Linked DNA regions of Mus musculus: region 2 is linked to region 1. A link is a contact called in ENCODE Hi-C or POLR2A ChIA-PET data. All regions are on one chromosome and are shown on one strand. The core of a region is the stretch at or near the end of the contact, and the rest is flanking DNA. Distances in the headings are between cores, read along the strand shown. Region 1 holds the start of Ppia (peptidylprolyl isomerase A). Region 2 holds the start of Myo1g (myosin IG).

Region 1 (5,284 bases), core at 832-3,331:
GTTTGTGTGCGTTCACATTTATTTACTTATGTATTTACATTAAAAAAGGATTTATTTATTTATTATATGTAAGTACATTGTAGCTGTCTTCAGACACCCCAGAAGAGAGCATCAGATCTCATTATGGACGGTTGTGAGCCACCATGTGGTTGCCGGGATTTGAACTCGGGACCTTCGGAAGAGCCAGTCAGTGCTCTTAATTGCTGAGCCATCTCTCCAGCCCCATGTATTTACATTTATTTACTTGTGTGTATGTGTGTGAGTGTGGGCACATGTACAACTTAAAGACTTTTTTGCAAGTTGGATTTTTTTTTAACATTTAGTGTGTGTGTGTGTGTGTGTGTGTGTGCGTGCGTGTGTGCATGTGGAGGTCAAAGGACTACTTGTGGGAGTCTGTCCTCTCTTTCTACCATGTGAGTGCCAGAGGCCGTATTCGAGTCATCTTGTCCCCTCTGAGGTCTCTCTGGTATTCATCTTGCTTTGAGGCAAGGTCTCTCTTGTGACTTCTGTCGGTCTCCTCTGATTCCCAACCTTTAGAGTGCTGGCATCACAGATGTGAGCCACTTCATCTGGCCTTTTCCCCAGTTCCTGGGCCCTGTATTGCAAGCACTTTTACCTGCTAAGCCATCTTGCTGGCTCAACGGAGGGACAGCAGAACATATCAGCAAATTATATGTCAGGTAAGAAATTAAACCCAGAATATGCAAAGAACTCCTAAAATGCAAACTATAACCAAAACAATCAGTTAGTTAAAAATAAAGGCAAGTGCTCTTAACCATGGGGCCTTCTCCCCATCCCTGTCTCTACCTTATCCACTATACTGACTCAGTCTTGCCTAGACTGTCTAACCAGTCAGTCTCCATTGCCTCCAGGCCTGGACTTACAGACTCCTCCCAATGGCCTGGCTTTTACATAGGTGCTGGGGATCCAAACGCAGGTAGGTCCTTGAGCTTGTCCTGCAAGCACTTAACAGTTTTGAGAAAAGCAGGTTTACATGATGCTATATGCACAAAGCACACTGGTACAGAATTTTCCAGTTTGGCAAATCAAAACTCTTTGTAGTTCAACCTAATGTGCTTTTGGTCTGATTCATCCAAATAAGGCATGGCCAGACCCACATTCCTGAGGTTCTGTGTCTAAAGGCCTTACAGCTCGGGAGCCAACTCCAGCAGACGCTATGGTGAAGGGTCTTCCACAGCACCGACTTTCCCATACTCAGGCTTTGTTTATGAGGCAGGGCCTCACACTTACAGCTCAGGCTGTATGGAACTCACTATCCTCCTGTCTCCATCTACCTAGAGGTGGGATTTACAGGCGTGTGAAGCCTTTGAGAGCACGCCTTAGGCCACATGAGGAAATGAGAAGACCTTGGGGTATTGGGGGTCGGGGAGAAAAAAATTACAGGTAGACTCTGACCAGGATCGTGTTTAAATAGCTTCCTCCTGGAGAAAACACAAGATATATTTGGAAAGTAGGACATTTAAAAAGTATTTCATAATCTTTAAAATGAGGGGGCTGCTTGTGCCCGTTCCCCAGAGTTTAAGAAAACGGAGGCGCTCACAGGGACCTATCAGGAAGCGGTTGCCATTGCACAATGACGGTGTGGGTCCTGGATCTAGGCCCAGGGATGCCTGCCTGTTCGAGTTTCCGCAGAGAGGGCAGCGCCTCAGGACCCCGCCCGACCTTGAAGGGCCGCTCGACCTTGAGGACCATGTTTGCCTCAGTTACTTGCTCTGTGCAATGGGAAGATACGCGGTACCACTGGGGAAGACCAGGGGCCCCGACGCGTTCCTAAGGACAGCCAGATTGCGTGGCCACCCTCCCTAACTGCCCTCGGACTCTTCCCCCACCGACCGCGCCGCAACCATCTAGTAGGAGCCCGCGGGCGGGAACCTGCCTCTGCGCGCTACAGCGCACGCGCGCCTCGCGCCCCGCCCCACCCGCGCCCGCGCCCGCCCATAGGCCTGTCGCGCCGTCACTCCGTTTGGAAAGCAGTTGTGATTGATCCAGGTCCGGGCGCGCGACTCGGTGGTGGGCGGGGCCCGAACCGGGTATAAAGGAAGCCGCGGCGAGGCTCGTGCCGCTTTGCAGACGCCACTGTCGCTTTTCGCCGCTTGCTGCAGCCATGGTCAACCCCACCGTGTTCTTCGACATCACGGCCGATGACGAGCCCTTGGGCCGCGTCTCCTTCGAGGTCGGGTGGGCAGTGGTGCTCCAGGGTGGGGTCCCGGGAGCTGTGGAGGGGGAGGCTCTCTCGGGCGCGGCCCGACCCTCCGGTGGAGCGAGCGCGGGTGGCGGCGCCATTTCCTGACGAGGGGCCATTTTGGGAGGCTGGCGAGGCGCGGGGAGGCTGGGCGGGCTGCGGACAAAGCCGGGCGGGGCGCGGCCGTTGGGGGAGGGGGCCGTCCCCGCCCGTCCCGGCCTCCCCGCAGGCGCACGTGGCTGCGTCCTGTGGGGCCCCGCGAGGCCGGGCGCACGTGCTCCGCGCCTCTCCCTTCTCCCAGCCGTTGGGCCCCGCCCTGCTCCGCTGCGGCGCTGCAGCCCCGCGGGCCTCTTCCCAGCCTGCTTTCCGGAGCCCCACAGCCTTTTACTCGGATCTGAGCAGGGACCCTGCCTAAGGTCTCAGGGGCGAAGGCTCGGAGAGCCCGGACGTGCTCGTTAGCCCGGTTAAACCTAGTGGTTTCCTAAACCTAGTGGTTCCTACGAAGAATATAAAATAATCGTTTTATAGCAGACTTGAGTGTGAATTGAACCTTTGGCCATTTGGTCCGAAGTAGCCACATTTGGTTAGGGAGGCTCAAAATACCCCTCCGCGTCCCCCACCCCCGAGCGGAAACGAGAAAGGCTTGGCTTTTGCTGGTGCCCAAGGACCGCCTCCTGTCGCAGTGATGGCGCAGCGGGGGAGGCGCTCTGAACCCCTCCCTATTACCCTCAGTGAGACAGGCATGTTATGACTGGCCACGCTGCAGTTTGCATTGACCAAAGTGGATTGCCAGTAGTTACCTACTTAATTAGTTCTGGAGGTTAAGTGGCTGCTTAAAGATCAGTTAGTAATTAGAGTACCCTAAACAATTGGCGTTTTTCTTTTACAAAATTAAATATTCAGCCGGGCGTGGTGGCGCACGCCTTTAATCCCAGCACCCGGGAGGCAGAGGCAGGCGGATTTCTGAGTTCGAGGCCACGCTGGTCTACAGTGTGAGTTCCAGGACAGCCAGGGCTATACAGAGAAACCCTGTCTCGAAAAAAACAAAAAACCCCAAAATTAAATATTATTGTTAGCCTCAGTACTAGCCCTTAGGCCATAGTGGAATATGTTACTTAGTGTCTGTACTGTTAAACTCCAGAAGCTATCATTGGTGAGTTTTTAACTCAAAAGCTAGATCTCCCGATTGCCCGCCTGCCACAGTGCTGGGTACACATAGTAGGTAGGCACATAAAAAGAGCACTAGGTTCTAATTAGCCCTCACCCAGCATGTATCTAGTCAAGAGCTGATAATTGACAAGGACTCTTGTGGAAACTTGGCCTAAGCTTAGCCTGGGTAGGATAGTATCAGGTTAACCAGAGCTTAATGGGAATGAGATGAGCCCATAGGTGAAAATAGAGGTGGAGCTGCCAAGAAAGGCTTTGAAGTCATAATTTGATGAAAAAAAATGTGGACTTGGAAAGCTGTTAAGCTGTGAGAAAAAAAAAACAGTCCAAAGGAGTCACATATTTAACTACTTAAACCATAAATGTATTCCTCCAAGAGAAGTGTAGATGCTGCAACTGATGAGTTGTGGTTTTCAACTAGCTATGAAAGGGCATGTAGATATTGAAGTGTTGGAATCCTCTACAGTCCTCTACAATTAGGTTAGGAGCCACTCACCTGATGCTTAAAGCTATGCTGACAGGTTGAAGGTGGTAGCATTTTCATTGCCAGAAACTAACAGTTTATTTGCCTAATCATGCATTGTGTGACAGTGCTTTGAGAATTTGATTTTAGGTTTCAACATGAAGTTAGGAGTGATGGTATGCTTTTGAGAAGCCTCAAGTCTATTCAGAAGTAGGTGTGATGTATTAAAAGCTCTTGAGTCATGCTTAAGGAGTCTGTCACTATTTTAAGTAATGACTAGTTCCAGATTTCCTTCATATTTTTTGGTTCTCAACCCTGTAGAATCTTAAAGCTGATAGGTGTGATTTCTTACTAGGAATTGAACGTTATTACCAAAGTGGTGTTCTGAGAATGAATTTGACTCACAAGTCCCTAAAGCTAAAGACATTAAGCATGAGACTGTTCACCTATATATTAACTAGCTGTTCATTTCTTTGTTACAGCTGTTTGCAGACAAAGTTCCAAAGACAGCAGGTTGGTTTCATTTTCTAGTTTTAACAAGTTTTGTGGGTAAAACTATAAAAAAGAATAAGTATATGTGTATACATGTTTTTTGTTTTTTTAACAGAAAACTTTCGAGCTCTGAGCACTGGAGAGAAAGGATTTGGCTATAAGGGTTCCTCCTTTCACAGAATTATTCCAGGATTCATGTGCCAGGTATTTATTAAATTGAAATTTTTGTTTGTTTATTTATTTATTTTTAAAATATTTATTGATTGATTGATTATATGTAAGTACACTGTAGCTTTCTTCAGAAGAGAGCATCAGATTTTGTTACGGATGGTTGTGAGCTACCATGTGGTTTCTGGGATTTGAACTCAGGACCTTTGGAAGAGCAGTCAGCGCTCTTAACCGCTGAGCCATCTCACCAGCCCTGAAATTTTTTATTTTTTAGCTCCTTTTATTGAGCCAGCATGTTTTAGTTGTACTTGAGCTAGTATTACACCATTTCTTTCCAGTTGCCTGTTTTTTCTTGTGTGTGTACATAGCAATACATGTGAGTTCTTCTGAGGCGGATGACTGTCCCCAGCACAGGCTCTGTTCTTTGCAGTATTATGTCATGCAGGTTGGCCTTAAACTCCTTATCCACTTGCCTCTTCCTGTGTGCTGGGATTTCAAATGTGTTAACGTACCAACCTTCTAAAAAACCGCTATCTTGGGTTGGGTGTGAGTCTTATGAAGTGCCTGCTACATAGGGATCCCAAAACTGAGGACCTGAGTCCTAGAGCTCCTATAAAAAGCTGGGTGCGGCAGCACATGCTATCATGTCAACCAGCCTAGCTAAAGCTTTGAGCCCCAGGCTAAAGAAAAGGTGGGTGAAAAAGTTGGAGAGCAGTGCAGATATACTGTGCCATATGTATATACACAGCAAGAAAATTTGAAATGGCATAAAAACTGACTTTGCAGACTTT
Region 2 (5,284 bases), core at 1,452-3,951, 110 kb after region 1:
GCCTCTACCACAACACCAATCACTACAGGAAGAGACAAGCTAAGACTTCTGCAGGGCCTGTATGGGGAGTGGAGGACCAGGCAGACCAGCCCATTTTCTGGATCAGGCAGCTGGAATTTGCCTGCCTGACCCTCTTACTAGGCTGCCAATTTCTCCAGGCTTCTGTGGGCTCCCCAAGATGTTCCCTGTCCTGCTTTGAGACACTTGATAACTACCTGTTGATACTATCCCCTCCCCAACTGGCAGTGTATATTCCTTGGCTGAATCTCACCTCCTACATCTGGAAGGTCCCTGGTGTGGCTTTAGAACTCGGGCAGCAGCCTGGAGCCTTCCCAACAGAAAGTGGCTTAAGCTGGCCTTTACCTTTCTTTTTTCTTTTTCTTTGTTTCTTCCTTCTTCTTCTTCTTCTTTTCCTTTCTAGTCCAAGGCCCTTCCCTAGCAAAGAAGCTTCAACCCAGCTGGGACCCCAGTGCTCACCTCTCCACCTCAGCCCTCTGGCTTGGGTTGGTGACAGCAGCAATGTACTGCATGATGTGCTTGCTGGCTTCTGTCTTCCCTGCCCCACTCTCCCCTGCCGAGAAGATAGGAAATGATAGAACCAACTGGGTTGGGTACCACTAGCCCAGATCCTTGTCCCAGTCCAACCCACAAATGTGGAAGCACCATCACCCTCATTTCTTAGTCAGGCGTGGCTCCGGCATCTGGTTTACCGGGACAGGTACCTGAGATGACGATGCAGGTGTCCCTGGATCTGCGCTTCATTGCCTTGTAAGCAGCATTGGCCACGGCGTAAAGATGAGGTGGTCGCTCATAGAGCTCGCGGCCCTGGTACTTGGCAATGGCCTCTGGCCCATACAATGGCAGTTCCTGGTAGGGGTTCACGGATACGAGCACCTCACCAATGTAGGTATAGATACGGCCCTTCTCAAACCTGGGTATAGCATAACAAGACTTCTATATTCACATCCATGAGAGGCCCACGTGGGAGGCCTCGAGCAGTCAGCACCCCCTCCCAGAAAGAGCATAGAGAAGAGAAAAGGGACCTCACTGACTTAAGACCCCTTGGTGCCATCCTCAGTAAGCTGAGCCACCCAGAGCAGCCCTCAGCACAGTGCAAAGGGTGTGGTCCACACTGCTCTCTGCCAGGATGCTCAGGTCTCAGGAACCAGGAATATCTATCCCACAAAGGTAACGGCCCTGCAGGGGTCATCTTTCCCAGGTGACTCCTACAGGGCAGTTGGGCTGAGACTGTGAAAAGGGGACTCTTCCAGAGAGTGGGGGGTGGGGGGGGTGGGGGGCTTGGTTGTTTCCTGTCTCAGAGTCTAGGCGGGACCAGATCCGGAAGGGGACTCGCCCTGCCCCACCCAAATCATAGCGTGGTGATTTGCTAGTCTTTGCAACCCCAGCCATGGCCACCGTCCCTCTCCAGCACATCTCAAACTCCTCCACCCTTCCGTTTACTAACCATATTAGAAGCAGGAACCTAGGGCTGTACCTCTCTTGGGTTTTGTGCTCTGGGAGGAGTACTAGCCTCCTTGGGGCCCCAACTGTCCTCTCGGTGTGTGGGGCCCGCTCAACCCCAGGCAGGCCTCTTCAGGGTTCCTCTTTCTCTGCCCCCTCTGACAAGTCACGCCCTGGGACTACAAGTTTTGTGACCTGCAGCCACTGTCTTCCTCGGCTCAGCATACAAAGCATGGAGGGCATGCTTGTGAGCTTGCTTTTCGAGAGAATGAGGCAGTCTAACAAAGCATTGAACTCATTTCCTGGATAAAGCTCTCCATGTGGCAGCCTAGGACCTCCATCTCTGCACCTAGTGAGATTCCTGGTCCCCAGTTGCTCTCTAAGGAGCTTCCTAGCACACAACAATCCTCCCTAGGAGGTGTGTATGAAGTCCAGCCGCACACAAGGCCATTTAACATGCTGTGCTTCTAGCTCCTGGACCCCTCCCTGCTTTTTTCAGTGAGAAAGCAGGCTGCACTGTCAATTCTCCTAGTCCTAGCCTGTGACCCCTCCCATGAACAACTCCCAACCCAGAACATCATATCAGCATCATATCAGCTTGCTTCGATTATTGCGATTCTGGGGTGGAGGGCACTTCATTTTGGAGTTCCTAAGGAAACTCAAGTCGGGTCACACATGGGACCCAGGGGGAAAGCATCAGCAGGTGACAGAGAGGAGATGCAGTACATTCCTGGTCCCCATGCCTTTGCCTGTCTTCCTCAGGACTCTGGGCTTGTCAACCAGGGTGTTGTGAGGGTGGCTGGGCAGCTCCATTCCTGACAGCTGGTTACTTTCTGAGTGGCCATTATCTCCTGGAGATGCTATCATTTCAGCCTGTATTGTCTAGGTATGTGTAGCCTTGTCCCCATTCCTGACGATGGGACCAGGGTACCTTCAGGGCTTCTCTCAGGTCTGTGTGGATGATAAGGGAGGAAAGGAAGGAAAGAAGCCCAGTACCGCATCCCCACCCCCACCTCACATCTACCTGAGCTCTAGGTTCTTCATGAAGTCCTCCATGGTCAGTTGATCCAAAAGCACGAAGTCTGGTTTCCCATACTCAGGGCCTTCTTCGTCCTCCATCCTGCCCACTGCAAGCATCCAAGGCAGGTCGCCAGAGCTTTCTGTACAGAGGTGAAGGGGAAGGCAGAAAGGGGAGGCCCAGCCCTGCCTGACTACTGCAGTACTTCAGTAAAGTAGGAAGTGGGTTCTGCCCGGGGAGTTTGGCCCTGCCCATTGCTACTCCCCTGCCTTGGTGCTTCAGACACTGCTTCCTGCTCCCTGGCCCACAAGGTCCATGCCTAACTGTCTGTCCTGATGGGGTCTTTACTGGCTTCCTTAAAGCTCTTCCCAAGCTAGGTTTGGCCATACCTGTCTGTAATCCCAAGCACTCCAAAGATTACGGGCAGGCTGGAATTCTCCCTCCCCTTGTCTGTCTGTCTTCCTTCCTTCCTTTGCTCCCTCCCTCTTTCCGTCTCTCTCTCTCTCTCTCTCTCTCTCTCTCTCTTTCTTTCTTTCTTTCTTTCTTTCTTTCTTTCTTTCTTTCTTTCTTCTATCTCTGTAGTCCAAGCTGGCCTCCCCAAAGTAGCTAGGATTATACCAGGCTCAGTAAGAAAGGATGCTTCTTCTTCTTTCTTTCTTTCTTTCTTTCTTTCTTTCTTTCTTTCTTTCTTTCTTTCTTTCTTTTTTTGGTTTTTCAAGACAGGGTTTCTCTGTGTGTCCTGGAACTCACTCTGTAGACCAGGCCAGCCTTGAACTCAGAAATCTACTTGCCTCTGCCTCCCAAGTGCTGGGATTAAAGGCATGTGCCACCACGCCTGGCAGGATGCTTCTTTTAAAACGTTTTAAACATCTATTTTGTGTACAAGTGCTTTGTCTACATGTATAAGTGCACCATATGCATGCTGGGTGTCTGCAGAGGGCTAGAGGGCTGGGTGGCCGTAAACTGCAGACCTTTGCAGGAGCAGTCAGTGCTCTTAACTTCTGAGCCATCTCTCTAGCCCAATAGATATTTCTTTTATTATTATTATTTTGGTTTTTTTTTTTTTTTTTTTTGGTTTTTCGAGACAGGGTTTCTCTGTATAGCCCTGGCTGTCCTGGAACTCACTTTGTAGACCAGGCTCCAGGCTTGCCTCGAACTCAGAAATCGGCCTGCCTCTGCCTCCCAAGTGCTGGGATTAAAGGCGTGCCAACAGATATTTCTTGGCCTCTCGTGGTTACCCAGCTGAACATCGCTGCCCCAGAGCTCAACATCAGCCAGGGGTGGCCACAATAGAGTTTAAACCATAAAGACTTCCTGCCTGACCCAGCAGATGAGGCAGTGGTGGGGACTCGGCACCCTGCGATTCCTCCCCACAGTGACAAGGGAGCGGAAGAGTACACTCTCCAGCCCTCTAGTGGGCTAGCCTTTGGTAGGACCCTCTTGCATATGCTCAGCTTCGTTCTCTCATCCAGCCTCTGAGATAAAACCATTAACTCTTGGAGCTCTGGGGCCTCATCTTAGCTCTCACAGGTCTTGGCTTATGGTTGAGCTTGTAGATTAGTGGTACATTGAAAAATGGCTAGGCGACCACTCAGGTTTCTCTGTGCAGTCCTCCCTCCTGATTACAGGGTCTGCCAGTGGGCAGCTCTCTCTGCTCCCTTGATGGCAGGCCCAAATGTTCCCAAATATGTGTTATTTGCAGGCCAATTTTGAGAGAGCTTGTATTCACAGATATCTGACAACTGTATTTTGTTTTGTTTTTGCTTTGTTTTGTTGTTGTTGTTTTGAGATAGGGCTTCTCTGTGTGTCCTTGACTGTCCTGGAAGTAGCTCTGTAGATCTGGCTCACTTTAAACTTAGAGATCTGCCTGCCTCTGCCTCCCATGTGCTGTAATCAAAGGTGTTCTCCATCACCATCTGCTGACACTTGTATTTCAACCATTCCATTTGGTTTTTAGGATTATTTAATAGTGCAACATACCTAATGAAGTTTAAGTTCTAATTCACCATGTGGTAAAAGCAGGTATCATTAGTGATAAGATGAGCCACTGGCCAGAACTGTCCCAGATGCAGTAGTATGGCTCTGGCTCTGGCTCCTCCCTGAGGCAGTACAGCCCTTATGCCCCAATCAGGCTGCTTCCTTTTAAGCCTGGCATGAGAGCATTCCATCTGCAGCCTCCTGCGGTGGTGCTTTGGTAGGGTTTCCCCAAACCGGGGACTCCCACCCTTGGGTTTCACTTCGCAAAACCCCAGGCCTTAAAAAGCTCTGGGACTTGTGATTCAAACAAGAAGAGACGTGGGTGAGTTCCCTGAAATACAGAACTCTGCAGTCGTCAAAAATTACACCTGTCATGACATAGTGTATTTGGGGGTTTTTCTTCTAACCACTTAAAAATCCCAAGATCATTCTTAAGTCAGAGGTTGACTCTTGGGTGTAGCATTAGGCTCTGGTTGTTTCTACACCTGTTAGCACGTGATTAAGCCTCTAGCACGACCTACACAGGAGTTACTCTTTCACAATGTTGAAGCTAAAGAGAGGACACATTCATTTCTCCCTGGATTGAACCAACTATGGGCCCTTTCTGCACCAAACCCAGAAGCTCCCGTTGTTGAGAGAGGGGTTGGTCAGGTGGTGCCCACTTGAAGCTCCCTCATGGTATGGTCCTTATACCAAACTTGCGGGGCACAGCAAACTTGCAGATAGGGCAATAGGGTGGAGCCACCACCCACTCTAGTCTGCTAGGGCCTGAGGAAACCCTAGCAATTCTACTGTCTAGGTTAGTGGCAAATTGACCATCTATGGGTG

The links. A loop is a pair of places that touch in the nucleus more often than their neighbours do. ChIA-PET counts read pairs that join two places held with the same protein, here RNA polymerase II (POLR2A).
Region 2: a map of v-Abl transformed pro-B cells shows a loop between it and region 1 (2.6-fold over the local background). The contact joins the promoter of Myo1g here to the promoter of Ppia in region 1. A Hi-C loop is called at or near these places in 1 of 37 maps with a recorded cell type or tissue (v-Abl transformed pro-B cells). POLR2A ChIA-PET finds 5 or more read pairs at or near these places in 3 of 5 experiments (Patski and embryonic stem cell).

What each region holds. Positions count from the first base shown.
Region 1 is chr11:6,413,786-6,419,069 of GRCm38, forward strand. It overlaps Ppia (peptidylprolyl isomerase A), which reads left to right and starts at 2,082. Exons shown (of 5, transcript NM_008907.2): 1 at 2,082-2,194; 2 at 4,316-4,346; 3 at 4,441-4,529. The coding sequence starts at 2,126.
Region 2 is chr11:6,518,257-6,523,540 of GRCm38, forward strand. It overlaps Myo1g (myosin IG), which reads right to left and starts at 2,702. Exons shown (of 22, transcript NM_178440.4): 1 at 2,486-2,702; 2 at 723-931; 3 at 478-571. The coding sequence starts at 2,598.